Regions from separate parts of the Mus musculus genome. Here region 2 is linked to region 1. The links are chromatin loops, found by intact Hi-C in ENCODE. Cell type or tissue: left cerebral cortex. All regions are shown on one strand.

Region 1 (8,000 bases):
AAACAAACTTGGTCATTGGTTCACAGGAAGAGACAAATGAAAGTAAATGTCAATGGGTATTTTAGTCTAAGAATTAAAAGCAACCTATAGCCCATCATAATCAGAATGAATGGTATTTAAATACAGATGTGAGGTTGATGAGATGTAGGCTAGGGGGAAATTAAATCATAGGCTTGTCTCCACAGTGGCTGCTATCAACACCCTTCAGCTCTACCTTGAGGCATAAGCCATTTTCCCCCTGAGAAGTAAAATCTACTGCCTTCATTCCAGACAGACAGTGTGACTGCTTGCTTAAACTAGGTCCTAAGGCCTTGCAGATTTGGTCTGATTCTCAGAACTTTTGATCTGAAGGCAAGTGGATCATTTTGAAGTCTCTATTATATAAAAAAGCCTATAGTAGCCTTATGAAGACAGGTGACCATCTCTTCCACTCCAGCCACTATGAATCAGGCATAAAATGGATGACACATGGCAACCTTTATGTCTCTGCCAATTGACTGACTGCAATCTATGTATGTAAGTGACTGCAAGGAAAATTGCCCAATTGTACTGAGTCAACACGTAATTATTTTAAAACACTGAACTTTGGGATAGATTTCTACAACATATGAGCAAAACAGCTGCCTGGGCATTCATCTTACATTGTTTTCCAACATTCTGCTACAGAAGCCTACCTGTTATACTCACTGTTCCCAATGACCAATTCAACACGTTAAGGAAAATCTAATGGGAAAGCCACCAAAGAGGTGGCATTTCCAATTCACATATAGGGAGGGACAAGGGAGTGTTTGAGCTCCTAATCCTATGTACCTTTGGGAGTTCCAATGCAAAGGTCACTTTCCCTTCTTCCTAGAGCCACCGGGGGACAACAGCACTTCAAGGGGATTTCCCCGTTTCTCTCCCTGGTCTTTCGTACTCATTTGTCACGACTTACATATGGGTCTGCATTGATATATAGTAGCTATCCCTCCTTGAAAGTTTTCTCGTTTATGTACATGTCAATACACAAAAACTTTTCTAAATATCTATAGCAAAACAATCTTAAATAGAGGCATACTAGAGGAAACAGAAGAACGTTTAAACACCTTTACCTATTCCAAGGTCTCTCTGTACTTTCAAACCTGAGCTTTCCCTTCCGGCTATCACCTCCTCTCCCCTCCCCTATCTTTTCCCCATTGTGTGTCTAAAACTATAAATTGTCCAGCACACTTATATTAGATGTATTCGTTATGTTCTGTTCTCATTGACTCCTGCATGCTTTCTCATGCTTAGAAAGCTATGCTATTTCATATACACCCAACTTGGGCTTGCTGAAAGAAAGAACCAGTCAAAAGCCAGGATATGTAAAGATCTCTTATTCAAACTATGAAATTATGGCCTTTAAAACAAAGTGCTTCTACAGAAGCACACAGAATCCTTGAAGTCTATTCAGTTAAAAAAAAAAAATGCCCCTTAAATCCCCATTTAGTTCTAGGTCAAAACTTGGCTTAAGTTGGCTTCTTTTCCTTGCTAATAATTTTCCCTCAAAGAGCATATGACACAGGACTTGAATCACACCAGAAATTGAGTAACAGGAACTGCAGGAACAAGGAAGTGTGGATGTATTGTGAACTCCTGCTTGGAAGCAGTCTTGTCAAACAACTCAGCTCTAGCTTTCCTTCCTACTGGATGTACGTCAATCCACGTTACTTAATGCCTTTGATTTCCTTTTTTATTGTCTTATTATATCCCACACTACTGACTGCACTGGGTCAGGCAAGGGCCATGTCGCCTCCTAGACTTCTACTGGTTTCATGAGTCCTTCGGGAAACTCTGTATTGTCAGTCTCTGAATATATTGCACTTTACCCTATAGGGCAAATTATCACTTCAGATGACAGACTCCTGGGGAGTCATCCTCCTTGCTAGCTGTAAAAGAGAATAAAGTAGTCAGAGGTTACTATTACCCCAACCAAACCCCAAACTCAAATACATAGCTGACAAAGATTTAAAGGCAAAACTCAAAATTGCTTCTCCGGAGCATGCAGGCAGTTTACCGGAGAAGAAAGCCGTCATTTTTCTTTCCTGCATACCAATCCTCCTGACTCACCCTACTCAGCCCATCTCTAGCTTTAAGGAAACACCAAGGCACTTAGACTTGACGGAAATGCAAGGCTGACATTTAGAGCCTCCTCTTTATCTCGCTCCTGGTCTTCAATCCCCTACTAACATTTCATCTCCTCTACCCCAACTCTCAAGTTCCTCCTTTCAGAATCTCCTTTCTAGTAGAAACACTCCCCAAATGTCATCCATCACCTCTGTGAGTGTGTCCCTTTCTCCCCTCCAGCCTGAGACGAAGGCAAAATTCCAAGAAATATATTTGCCATTATAACTAACGCTTTAGGCTTGTCATGCAGTAAGTGTTGAGTTCTGTCCTTAACAAACCCGTGGTGAAATCCACTGCCTTGATTACTTGAAGGAACACAAGTGTATCTAGTACTGTACTGGCCTCTAAGGTGAAATGGCAACACGTGATTTCAGGCCTTTTTCCAGGCCTATCAAAACTCTCACACACTTTTCAGAAACCCCATTCAAATGCCACCTAACTCCAAGAGAGCTCATTTGGAAATCCTACAATGCAGCTCACGTATAAAGCCGCCACTGCTTGGTCGCCCTTAAGATGAGTTCATTGAACCCCCTTGAAGAGACACTTTGAAGAGCGCACAGACTGGTTAACTCCCCGTTACTTTTATGACCTTGGGCAAATCAGTTAATGTTCTGAACGTCAGCTCCCTCTTTCGTGAAACAAAGCCAGAGAAAACCACCTCCCTTAACGGACTACATTAAATATCTTTTACATGTTACAAACACTAACCAAATCTAAAGACTTTGTCAACGTCAACGTTCAATAAGACTGATCTCCCTTCCTCGAAAGCACCAGCACAGTGTAAGGGCCAAGGGCTACCGAAACTCGCAGGGCCTGGAGAGGGCGGCGGCCTCGCAGGACGACCGGGAACAAACTAGCTAGAAACGTAGTCCTCAGACTCGGAAGTGCCTCGGTCACCCCACCTCCCACCCGGCCTCACCTTGGTGGTCGTAGACGCTAATGTAGGAGATCCCCACGGCCATACACCACACCACGAGGCTGGCGATGTCTGAGAAGCTGGGCTCCTGCACTTCCTCCGTGACCAACAGGCCCATGTGCACCGGCAGCTTCTGCAGGGACCGGACGTCCGCGCGCCAGCGCAGCCGAGGATGGGTGGCGGCCGGTCCCGGTCCCGGTCCCGGTCCCCCGTGCGGGTGCCGGTGATGACGCCGGTTCCTGCCGACGGCCCGGGGCTTGCGGAGCGTGAAGCCGAGCGGCGCTAGGACCGCGGCGGAGGCGGCGCGACAGCAGCGCCGCCAGATCCAGTTCCAGGTGCCGAAGCGAACGCGGAGCCAGGAGGTGAGCGTGAGGTGCAGGCAGAGCAGCGCGTGCAGCACCCGCCACACCAGCTCGTACAGCCCCGTCATACTCCTGTGGCGCTCGGGCACCGTCACCTCCCTCCGGCCCACACCCGCGGCGCGACAGGGTCTTATCCGCCCCAGCGGCCGGCGCGGGCCATCGCTCCGCGTCCCCCCACCCCCCGCGCCCGAGCCCCTCGCCACTGCCAACACCTCACCTAGCCCCCGCCGCCATCTTCCTCCGCCCTCCGCAGCCCCGCCCCCGTTAGTACATGGAGAGTTCTGATTGGCTGCCGGGGAACTCCGACGCGACCGGGAGTCGTGGCTGGAGCCGCCACCGCACTGCTAAAGAGAGCGTGCGCTTGAGAATGAGGCTGGCTCCGGGCCGCTGGCGCCCCCTGGGGATGAGGAGGGCGACGCGCCAACGCCTCTAGCCTTTCTCCTATGGAATGATTGGGCTGTTCCTCAGACTGAGGGGAGGATCTGCAGCTTGAGATTTGTTGCCTATCTCCCCCTCACGGCCATGACAGAAACGATTCCCAAGGAGTTAAAAGCAATCTAAATGAACTGGAAGTTACACAGAGAGAATCCACCACCGCATCAGCAAGTGTAGATGCTGGAAATCGACCACGGTCCCCAAACAGAAGTGTTCTTGTCCCCAAAGGCTCAAGTGTTCTTGGAGAGGTCTCATCACAGTTCTTTGTCCAATCTTCCGACGAGAATAGAACGTCCCAGAATGGGAATGAAGTCCTACAGCATAGGACCTGGAAACAGACTGTTAGGGTCTGACACTGTTAGGGTCCCTAACAAATCAAGCTCTGCCACCTGTCCTTCATAGACCAATGACACAATAGAAGGTAAATACAGAAAAGCGAAACTGATTCAATGTGGCCACTCTGAGAAGAGAATCAGTGCCCAGATACAGTTGGATCTGTGTAATACAGACATATTTTTTACTGTATAGCCCCTTTTCCCATTAGGAAATGTCTACAGGCCTTAATGTTTTGGCCATTGTCACCTGTTTTAATTGGTCTCATTTCTGTAAGAATTGCTTTGCTTTAGTTTAAAACGTGAGTCTCATGTCCATCTGCAAGTTTTGTTGCCTTTGGCAGGAAATGCCTGTGGAGGAATTTTAATTGGGCAACATGGCTCCTCTCAATAACCGTAGCCAAAGATATGATCTGGCCATGATCCACACTGGATTACAGTATGATCTGGCTGGAATACACACACTCCCTTAGCACATACCTGTAATCCCTGACAATGAAGATAAGGCTAGTTTGTTGAAGGAAGCATCCATGTTTGAAATTGATGTTTAATTGAAGGGCAAAGTTATGAATCAGGAAAAAAATTGAGTGAGAGATAGGATACGTCCAACTCACAGAAAAACAGACAGGAAACAGATGCTAGTTATGGGAGGGAGGAGAGAGAGAGAGAGAGAGAGAGAGAGAGAGAGAGAGAGAGAGGTGGAGTGGGGAGGTGGGTAGTATATGTGTATGGCAGTTTTACAAAAACAGTTTTACTGAGATAGGTTACAGAGGGAACAAACTAGATACAAGTGAAGACAGAATGAGTCAGAGAATGAGAGTCAGAACATATTAGAACATATTGCCAAAGTTAGTATGAAGCCAGTCAGAGCAATTCAGTAAGAAGCCAGATTGAATCAGTCAGCTCAGAAGATTAGATTGTATGGAGGCTAGAAGGTTCCAGGCATAGATCTAGGGATATTTAGAACAGAGAAGGAAACACTCTGGGTTCATTCCAAGCCATGTATCCATATAACCTGGGTACAGCTCTCATCTCATCCCTTCCTCTGAGGAAATAAAAGAGACATTTACAAGTGTCAGCTAAGGCTGAGGCACGCCCTACACACTTCTCTCCCTCTTGGTCTGATAGCCATAGCTCTTCTGAGAGTAGATAAAGTAGTGGAAGAGGGGGAAGACCATGAACAACAGCAAAATGCAGTCTTCTGCACTGGCTGCAGCTTAATGTTCTACAGCCCAGATGATGTCCTAGGGAAGCTGCTAGACACTCACTGAGACCTAGCTGACTGTCCCAGAGGCACCAAACCTGACCATCCCAGCTGCCACCCTATCATGTTTCTTTGATGTGCTTAGCTCTTTGCTCTCATGCTCCCTACTCTGGCAAGATTAAAGCCATTAGTCTCATGGATCCTTTACCTCTAGGCAGCCGATTTCCTTCTAAAATAGCTGAAGCAGGTAGGCGATTCTCTTATACTAAGGATGTTCAGCTTCCTAATGGGATAGAGCAGTGGAGGACCACTATGCTGCTTTTGTGGCTCTCAGTAGACTAGGGACAGAATTGTCTTATGCAGGACAGTTCTCTGTGTCACTTTGGACTGACATAGTTCTCCTGCTTCCCTAGAGTTCTCAGAAATAACTGTAAATGTGTTTAGAATGTAACATCTTAGGACACTGAAGTACTAGCCTCAACAACTGGGTCTTTATTCTAATACTCCGGTAGAAATGATGTTCTTCAGCACCTAGCAAGCAGTCCAGATTATAAAGTTCTGCACAGGCCACTTTCTGTGGTGCCTCATCTACAGTGGAAATGAGATATTTGAAAAAGAGATTCGAGAGCTGGAGAGATGGCTCAGTGGTTAAGAGCACTGACTGTTCTTCTAAAGGTCCTGAGTTCAAACCCCACAATCACATGGTAGCTCACAACCATCTATAATGAGATCAGATGTCCTCTTCTGGTGTGTCTGAAAACAGCTACAGTATGCTTATATATAATAAATAAATACATGTTTTTTTTAAAAAGAAAAGAAAAAATTAATTAAAATAAGATATTTTTTAAAAAGAAAGAAAAGAAAAGAAAAGAAAGGAAAAGAAAAGAAAAGAAAAGAAAAGAAAAGAAAAGAAAAGAAAAGAAAAGAGAAAATTCCATTCTCTCTGGACAGATTTTTTGGAGTCCTAGACTTCTGTTGTCTCCTTCTGCCTACCTATAATAAGTGCACCTTGTCTAATTAGATGTGTGGGTACAGTTTTGCCTCATTAGATTGGGGCAATAGTAAAAGCGCATCCAAGATACAGTGGCACAGCACGGCAAAACACTGTGAATCTTCATCTGGCAGTGTTTCCCAAACTCTGGCCCGTCTCTGCCCTCGGAGAATGTCTCTCACGCTCAGCTGCTATTCTGAACTACCATTCCTCCGAAGAATAGGGAACAAATTACCCATGAAAGGAGTTACAGACACAAAGTTTGGAGCTAAGACAAAAGGATGGACTATCCAGAGACTACCCCACCCATGGATCCATCCCATAATCAGCCACCAAACCCAGACACTATTGCATATGTTAGCAAGATTTTGCTGAAGAGACCCTGATATAGCTGTCTCTTGTGAGGCTATGCCAGTGCAGAAGTGGATGCTCACAGTCATATATAGAACGGAACACAGGGCCCCCAATGGAGGAGCTAGAGAAAGTTCCCAAGGAGCTAAAGGGGTCTGCAACCCCATAGGTGGAACAACAATATGAACTAACCAGTACCCCCAGAGCTTGTGTCTCTAGCTGCATATGTAGCAGAAGATAGCCTAGTCGGCCATCATTGGGAAGAGAGGCTCCTTGGTCTTGCAAACTTTATATGCTCCAGTACAGGGGAACTCCAGGGCCAAGAAGTGGGAGTGGGTGAGTAGAGGAGCAGGGCAGGGGGAAGGTATAGGGAACTTTCAGGATAGCATTTGAAATGTAAATAAGGAAAATATCTAATAAAATAAAATAAAATAAAAACAACTCATATTTGCAAGAAACAATTGTGGAATATGTAAAATGTCATTGTCCCTGGGCCTAAAAAAGAAAAAAAGAAAGAAAAAGAAAAGAAAAAGAGAAAGAAAAGAAAAAAAGAAAAAGAAAAGTCACAGTGATGCCTCATGCTGCATCCTCTTATTTTGTTATTGCCCACCCCCACCCCCACCCCCAAAGGCAGCAATGTCACCTTTTAAGGGAATTTGGATTTCAGAAATAAAAGTCTTGATTTAACCTAATATATTCTAAATTTGACCAGAAACAAACACTAATGTAGAGTTATGCAGCCTCAGATAGATTTGAAGTTCCAAATATCACAGATTTAATTTTTCTTTACTTTTCACTTATAAAATGCATTATTTAAAAAATGCATTATTTAACTTAATTATCACATTGAACAAATAATATGTGTATGCCAGATGAAACCATTTTGCTTTGATAAAAAAATATCAGTTTATAGATAATTAAGAAGAGTGAACAAAAGGACTAGAGAGATGAAAGATGGATGGTTTGTTAGTTAAGCGCACTGGCTGCTCTTCCAGAGGACCCAGGTTCTATTCCCACCACCCACATAGCAGCTCACAACCTTCTCTAACTCCATCCCCAGGGGATCTGAGATCATATTCTGACCTCTGTGGGTACTGTGTAAGTGTGGTACATAGACACGCATGCAGGCAAGCCACCCATGCACGATGATGATGATGATGATGAATAAAATGTTGAAAATAATTTTAAAACAGTTTAAACAATAATGAATACAAAGCCAGGCTCTGACTCAACAAACCTGATTAAGCCCACCTAGCCCCTTATT
Region 2 (8,000 bases), 930 kb before region 1:
AGGCTTGAGACTTCCTAGTAAGGAACTTCTAGGAGTAGCTCCTGTCTTCGAGATCCTATTCTACAGACACAATCTGTTGATTGCATTCCGCCTTTAGTGAATTCAAGGGTAGTGGCAAGGAAGCAGCCCTGGCTTTCCCTAAGCATGTTATGAAACATAGAGTGCTGTACACCTGCTATGCTGAGAGGGGAGCAGGAGATGAGAAGTTCAGGGTCATTCTTGATGACATAGCTAGTTTAGTGCTTCCTGGGTTACACGAGGCACTTTCTCAAACAGAGAAGAGACATTAAAATTTAATCTGATGAAGTGACTTTTATCACCAATTGTTGATCTTTTATGCAATTGAGAAATACCAAGCTACCGAATGCAGACATTGCTAGTCCCCAAGGGGCAGCTAAGCCTGGTGATTAGGTTTCAGTGTCTTCAATATCATGGAAAGTAGACCGTCACCTGGTGTGGTATTCACACGTCTCTAACAGTGTTCTGCAGATATTTCAGTCTTTTGAGAGTCATAAAAACGCTTTGTAGAAATATGGCTCCCTGAAGAGAAATTAAGACCTCGTGGAAAGTAATGTGAAAGCCAGGTTTTCCTTGGCTGAGGGGATGGGGAGCAGGGTCATCCACTAGGTTTCAGACATGAAAAAGCATAAAAGATAATGAGAACAGATAACGATGACTCTGGAAGCCATTGGATAGTCTACAAAAATCTCAGTATCAGGGTTGGACTCAGGTGGTCTAGGAGGCCACTTAGGCCCCTGGTAGGATACAGTCATTTACTATTGGTAACTCCTCAGCACTGATGGAGCTGTGTTGCTAGAGACTTCATATATATTGGTCTCAGGATGCCAAGAAATCAAGCTGGAACTGGGATGGAAGCCTCCTTCCCACTCTTCAGCTCTAGTGTTAGGCAGGCTGCAGACCCAAGTGTTACAGGACTGACAGGCAAGGCAAAATGTGCCTCCTGGTGCAGTAGTGGCATGTCAGTAATAAGGGAGCATGTGCTCTCTGGTCAGTTTGTAGCCCTGCCCACTGGAAGGAATCCACACCTATTACTACCATCTTGGTCAAAATTCTTTGGCTGGGGAGGTCATGGGCCCTAGAGGGGAAGTTGCTGCTATTTTTCTGCTCAGTAGACATGATGTGTCCATCAATTTGTTTTCCAAAAAACTGTGTTTGTATCCATAGGTTAAGTGCTACTGTCAGCTTTGGTCAGAGAAGCCCCTGTTTTTACAGTAGGTAGCAATAACTGCAGAGACTTAGAACTGGTCAGAGTGCTGAGAATAAGGGACTACTAAATGCTCGGCTATAACAGAAATTCTCTATCACCCACTTCAAGGCTCAGGGAATATTGTAGAAGATGGGTGGAAAGGATGTAAGAGCCAGAGAAGGAATGGAATGGGTCAGAACAGTCTTCAGAATCTGACATCACCATTGCCCTCTTGATCTCATAGCTGTTGTGGTTCCTAGCACAAGATCTGCGCAAGATTGTACCTGCAGGATTCTGTCATGGGTGGGACTAGGAAAAGGAAGAAGGGCAGTGAACATCCCTGCCCAGCCCTCTAGGCAGCTAAAGGTAGCTAGGGGATTTGGGCTTATTAGACACCACTGTTCCCTGAGCTCAGATCACTGTCCAGTTAGGGGAGGGAAAGGCATTTTCTTCAGTGTGGTAGCAGTGTTGAGGAGTGTGTGTGCTCTGTAAATATCCCTCTCCCAGAACCTTACAGCAGCAACCCTAATGGACCTCACTTGCCCATCAAGAATAGACATAGGCAGGGCAGTAGAAGATGACTCTGGTGGGAACAGATAGGGAACAGAGAGAGAAACAGGGGCAGGGATAATGTTTGAAACTATGCTGCCTTGTTTCTGATAACTTTCAAGGCATAATAGTACTAGCAATTTCCTCATTTTGAGGAATCACATCAGAAATACACTGAGAAGCCACACTCGGATGTTTACTTTAGCATTTTGCATTTTATCTTATTTTAAACCTGCTGATTGAAACTGACTTGGCAATCCTTTCTCATTGCAGATCATTCAACTTCAAGTGGCACGTTATCTTTCAAGCCTAGTCGATCATTGGTCACTCTTCCCACTGCCCATGTGATGCCATCTAACTCCAGTGCTTCCGTTTCCAAACATAGGGAATCTCTAACACCAGATGGCTCTAAATGGAGTACTAGCCTCATGCAGACATTGGGAGACCACAGCAGAGGGGAGCGGGACTCCTCCCTAGACATGAAGGACTTCAGGCCCCTGAGGAAATGGTCATCTTTGTCCAAACTTACTGCCCCAGATACCCGCAACCACAGTGGCATTGCATACCCGCAAGAGCTGAGGAATAGCTTGGAGATGACAGGGAAGGGCAAGCCTTTTATGTCCCACTTACGGACCTTTGGGCCAAGTTGCTTACATGACAGTATGGAGCTGCTTAAGCTGGAAGACAAGGAAATAAATAAAAAGCGGTCATCAACTCTGGACTGCAAATATAAATTTGAGAGCTGCAACAAAGAAGATGTCAGAGTCTCTTCCTCTGCTCTCAGGAGACAGACTTTAGACATGACATACAGTGCCTTACCTGAGAGCAAGCCCATTGTGACAGGCTCAGAGACTTTTGAGTCTCCAAAGTATTTAATGCTGGGCCAGCAGGCAGTAGGTGGAGTTCCCATTCAACCTTCTGTGAGGACTCAGATGTGGCTGACAGAGCAGTTACGGACAAACCCATTGGAAGGCAGAACCACAGACGATTCTTACAGTTTAGCTCCTTGGCAACAGCCACAAACTGAAGAGTTTCAGCAAGGAAGTGAGACGCCAATGCAGGTAAGGCTGAAAACCTAGTGTTTGCTTCCCTCCAGTGGATGTTTTATGTATTGCAGCAAGTACACAAGTTAAAAAAACCGTTAAGTGCTATAAAATTGACACACTGTGTTTAGAAAAACTTACAAATCTTTTGAGATTAATTAATTTGATAGCCTTAAACATTGTACTTAACTTGGCCTTTACTTTCTCTCTTGTTAAGTAGGCATAGAAATTAAACACATTCAGTTGAAAGAAACGGAAAACAGACAGAAGCTGTCACGGTATCATAGGAAGGAAACTGATTGGAACAAACAGGCCGTGGACTTTGTTCTGATCATGTCACATTTAGAGCTTGGATATTTTTTTTCTTTTTCTTCATAAGTTAGTTTTTCATTTATTTTTTAATCTGCATTCAAAGTGTTTATTTCATTATAGGATTTTCATACAGTCGTCTTCTTGGTCCTCTGCTTGCCCTCAGCCTGGTTCCACCCTACTGCCCCTCCCTTTCCCACAAGAGCCCTTTGCTCTGTCCCCCTCCTTACACACCCTCTCTATACTCTGCCTCCCTCTTTATTCTTCTCTAGCTTAGCTCTTTCTAGTTTCACAAGTAGAACAAGAATTCACATGAACAAGATTTCAAATCTAGATTAACAATATGAGAGAAAACATGACGCATTTGCCTTCCCGGGTCTGGCATGCTTTGATTAATGTAGTGATTTCAAGTCCCATTTGGTTTTCTGCAGAAGTCACAATTTAATTTTCCTTTATGGCCAAATAAAGTTGCATCGTGTATATGTACCACATTTTCTTACATGCTTACAGGTGGATGGATCTCTAGGCTGGTTTTATTTCTAGTTGCTATGAATGTTAGTAAACATGGGACTGTACTCATTTCTATGACTTTTAGTAGACTCTTTGGGAATTTAGTCTGGTGAGAACTCAGGTGTCTTTTGACCTGGCACTTAATTTCTTTGGGCCTTCTATAAAATGAGAAGGTGGAACCCAGTTCCTTGTACTATTTTGATAATGCTTTCTTTGTATATGAGCATATAAATCAGCTGCAGTTTTCAAGAAATGAATGGAACACCAAGATTTATTGAATTAGTTTAAAGGAACTACTTTATGATAATAACCACATACAGAGAAACATGGTGTATTAATCCCTATAAGGTCTGTGGAATAACATGCTAATAGGGAAATTTCTTTGTAAGATATGCACTAAGGAGCAACCACTCAGGTGTGAATCTTTGTAGAACACAGTAGAGGGAGGGAGAAGACAGCTAATGGGAAGCTCCCCTATGACTTAGAGCAGTGATTCTCAGCCCGAGGGGCCCAACCACTCTGAGCGGTGGAACGGCTGATGGAGTCACCTAAGACTATTGGAAAACAGACACATTATGATTCATAAAAGGAGCAAAATTATATGGTTGGGGGTCACCACAACACAAGAGACTATTACAGGGTCACAGCATCAGGGAGGTTGAGAACCACTGTGCACCATCCTGTGTAATATTCTGAACCATTTTTCCTTTGTGGTTGAAGAAAAACGATTTGCCTTTGTTTGGTTCACGTTATAGTTCACCACAGTCTTGGCTCTTTTCTTTGCGTTTTGATACCTCACCCATAGTACCCCAAATTGTCTCTGTAGGGTTGTGATAGTCTCGGCCTTGTTCAGGAGGGACTGTTTCATTGAAATGTGCTCTTCTGTACTCCTTGTTTTCAAGGAGGGGTGTGAGAATGTAGACCTCCTCAACACATAAAATAACCATTAGCTTCTCGTAAGCCCACAGTGGGTCTGCCCCCTGGTGGTTAAGTAGGGAACTCTATTGCTAACTTTGCATTGTCTCATGTTCCCTGGACTGTAGTTGTTAAAAATGGAGATGAAATTTTGTATGTATATAAATCATAAAGTGGTTTGATCAGTTAAGGGATTGCTAACTCATGTTAGCAGAGACTTTCTGTTATTTAAATGAAGATTTTGATTAAATAACATAAAAGACTTCTTCGAAATGAATTGTGAATGAAAAAGTCTGGCTTGTAACTCGGATTTTCTTATGTTTTTTTAAAAAGAAAATTTTCTTAGTTTCATTATTTTTCATGCTGTTTTATCTTTAACTCTTTAGCTGAGACAATCTGTATACTGAGGAGGTGACTATGACACATGCAGTCACAGTTTGTGACATAGTGGGTAGCTTAAAGCATCTGCTAGTGGATACATGCTTTACGGATTGATTTGTCTATCTCTATTTCCATGTCTATATAATTTATCATGTCCTTTCAAGACATTAAAAATCTGGTATTAGTGTGTAACCAAGCCTTCTTATGTTACTGATTGCACTCCTACTTTGCCAGAAGACTCAAAATAATTGGAGGCTAAAAAATATTATTATGTGTAGGCCTATCCTCTTTTGTGTTTTTCTCTGGAAATCTTGATTTTTACTTTGTTTGGTAAAAGTTCCCCCACTCTGCCCTTTATAACACAAAACTCTTTGTAACAAGACAACATTTTATAGTCAATAGAATATAATTGTATAGTAATTTCACCAAAATCAAAACTCCATTTGAATATAGGTCATTCCAATTTCATTTTACAGATAAACAGTTACAGATAAACTACAAATAAACTACTAAAAATGTAAAAGGCAGCATTAAATGTTTAATGAGAAGAGCCTTATGAGCTGACAGTTTATACCTTGAAGTTGATGTGGTAGTGAGCAATATAACAAATGCCTGGTGCTTTTCAGCTTCAGCGTCACGTTTCTCTCAGCATGGCCAACTACACAACTTATGTATTTTTTACAGACCTCTTACCAGTGGTTCTCAACCTGTGGGTTGCAACCCCTCATGCAAACCTGTTTCCAAAATATTTACAATTCATAGTGGAGGTAAGGAGGCGAAATTACAGTTATGAAATAGCAACAAAAATGATTTTATTGTTGGGTATCACCACAACATGAGGAACTATATAAAAGGGCCACAGCGTCAGAAAGGGAACGTTAAATACCACTGAGTTAGAGATGATGTCATCCATGTTTTATAGTTTCTGTGATGGGCCCCTCCAGCCTTTATGAAGAGACCCCCTGTTACCATTGGACTCCTTTAGGGGCTACTCTTTAGATAATTTCTGAACCCGAACAGCTTCCTTTCTACCAGGGGTTCAAACAGTTTAAATCAGCAGCCTTCAGCTGCTCTGCTAAAGACCAAAGTGAATACTGATGTTTTATGTCTTTGTAGTAATGGTTATGGAAAATATATCTAATTACAATTCTCTTCCTTAATAATTGCTATGTTAGTAGCATGTTTTGAACTGGACTTAAAAATTGTGGGTTTGCAAAGTTAGGCATAAACTGTTTTGTACTTGATCCAGTTTAAGTCACTAAATTTTGGTGAATATATTTTCCAATCTATTTTTTGCTTCTATTTTAGTAGTTATTGAGAGATAGTAGAAACTTAGAAAGGGAAATTGAAACCATGGTCAGTAAGAATTATACACTAGCTCTCTAGTTCTACTTCTAAAGTTAGGGGACAACCACTTCCTCTCTGGGAGATCAGGAAAAGAAAGAGCTGTGTCTTACTACAGCTTGGTTATTACTGTTATCTTCATTATTTGAGAAACGCTATTAAACCAAGGAGATACATGAGAGCGACAAGCTTCAGGTGAGACTCTGGATCTTTAGTGATTATCACAGCCAACACAGCAAGATGTTCCTGCTTGTTGATCAAACCCTAGAGAGAGCAGATTTGTGGTTAATGTACATGTACATGTACACAGCCCTTGAGCAAAATTAGTGAATAATTTTATATGAGAATATGTTCTTACATTTCCCCCTTTAACTCTCATAAGCTTAAAAATACTAGTGTGTAGAAAAAGGGCACAACATTTTTTCAAGGTATTTGTTCTGACAGTAGTGACCAAGAGATTTGAATCGTCGTCATCATCATCATCGTCGTCATCATCATCATCGTCATCATTGTGTCATCTATGTGAGGACCCAGTGAGCTATTTTCAATAAGAACACTTCATTTAAATGACTATTTTCTACTTTGTGGAGAACTGAAGAACACTTAGTTCCTATAAAAAAGGTAGTGGCAATGCAGTATATATTCCATTTATTCCCCAGACTGGAGCTATAAAGTGACCTTGCTAGAGTTGGATATAGAAAGTGAACTTTTTTGGTAGTGGTGTTTCAAAATTAAAACTCATACTTCATTGTCAGAAATATTTAGGAAAGAAATTTATGAGCCATGTTGAGGAAATTGGCAGCTACATTATGCACACTTAGCCACTGTAAAGTTTGTTTACAAGATCCAGCAGATGAATACACTGGCTAACAATTAGTTTCACTCTTAATCGTGACCCTCACAAAGCTGTTCTCAGCCGGAAGGCAGCGGTGCGTTGCTTCCCCCATGACGGAGTGCTCGGCTTTAAGCTGAGTTGGCATGTTGCAGGTCTGGAGTGGCGGCAGCTCTTCACAGAAGCATCACAATGATGCAGATCAGCAGCAGACATATCAAGATGAGGCAGAAATTGATAAATAGGTTCTGGAGATTCTGACGTGCTTGCTGAGGCATTTCAATAGTGGAGGCTCTCCTGATAGCCGAGCGAGTGAGGTATTGCACTTTTTCCATTATGCCAGGAAGGCAAAAGTAGGGAGACAAGTTTTTCTAAGTGGTCAAGAGAAAGATAAAAAGTTGACAACAGGCAGCCAAATGTGAGCTGTCTTCTTTTAGGAGACCTGGGATGTAAAAAATAGTCAACAGATTAGGTTCATACCTAAACCCGTTCTCTGGGTAGATATGCACAGCTTTGCAGCAGCTCGTTCCTCAGCTGTATTTTAAATCCCATCCCCTTCTCCAGTCCCCAAGGCCTCTCTTCTGTCTCTCATGTGTGAGCGTCTCACTGTCCTGGGTGAGCGGGGAGAGCCACGGCTTTGGCGGCTAGTACTTGATTTATGAGGTGCTTCTTTGGGGCTATTTTCTTGGTTACTTTTTTTAAAGCTCTGTTTCTCTGTAAACACAATTGATTTTAACATTTACTATTAATGTTTCAGAAATAATCTTGTAAAAAGAAATGCATATAGTAACATATCTTGGATCCTAGTTTTAGTCCAAAATAAAATAGTTAAGTGAAAAATATGAAATAAAAAGCAGATTCTAGCCACTTGCCATTCTCTTTTATGATTTATAGATTTGTAGAATCATTC

The links. Hi-C counts contacts between places; a loop is a spot of excess contacts. Peaks named below come from ENCODE experiments on the same cell type or tissue, not always from the same donor. Only the 100,000 strongest peaks of a DNase experiment are listed, where the experiment ranks them.
Region 2: a loop joins it to region 1, with 4 times the contacts of the local background. A loop is called at or near these places in 3 of 42 quality-filtered maps.

Annotation. Positions count from the first base shown.
Region 1 is chr10:52,413,233-52,421,232 of GRCm38, reverse strand. It overlaps Nus1 (NUS1 dehydrodolichyl diphosphate synthase subunit), which reads right to left and starts at 3,686. Exons shown (of 5, transcript NM_030250.2): 1 at 3,065-3,686. The coding sequence starts at 3,491. In left cerebral cortex, a CTCF peak has its summit at 3,831 (motif pointing left); DNase peaks (open chromatin) are centred at 2,590, 2,784, 3,429, 3,778 and 1 more place; H3K4me3 peaks cover 2,880 bases; H3K27ac peaks cover 1,676 bases.
Region 2 is chr10:53,343,289-53,351,288 of GRCm38, reverse strand. It overlaps Cep85l (centrosomal protein 85-like), which reads left to right. Exons shown (of 13, transcript NM_001204983.2): 3 at 2,030-2,817. It overlaps Pln (phospholamban), which reads right to left. Exons shown (of 2, transcript NM_023129.5): 2 at 5,290-7,532. The coding sequence starts at 7,425. The coding sequence ends at 7,267. Among named protein-coding and RNA genes, the nearest start is that of Pln, 9.6 kb to the right of the region's middle. In left cerebral cortex, CTCF peaks have their summits at 2,862 (motif pointing left) and 4,606 (motif pointing left); DNase peaks (open chromatin) are centred at 2,198, 2,308, 2,821, 4,592 and 1 more place; H3K27ac peaks cover 216 bases.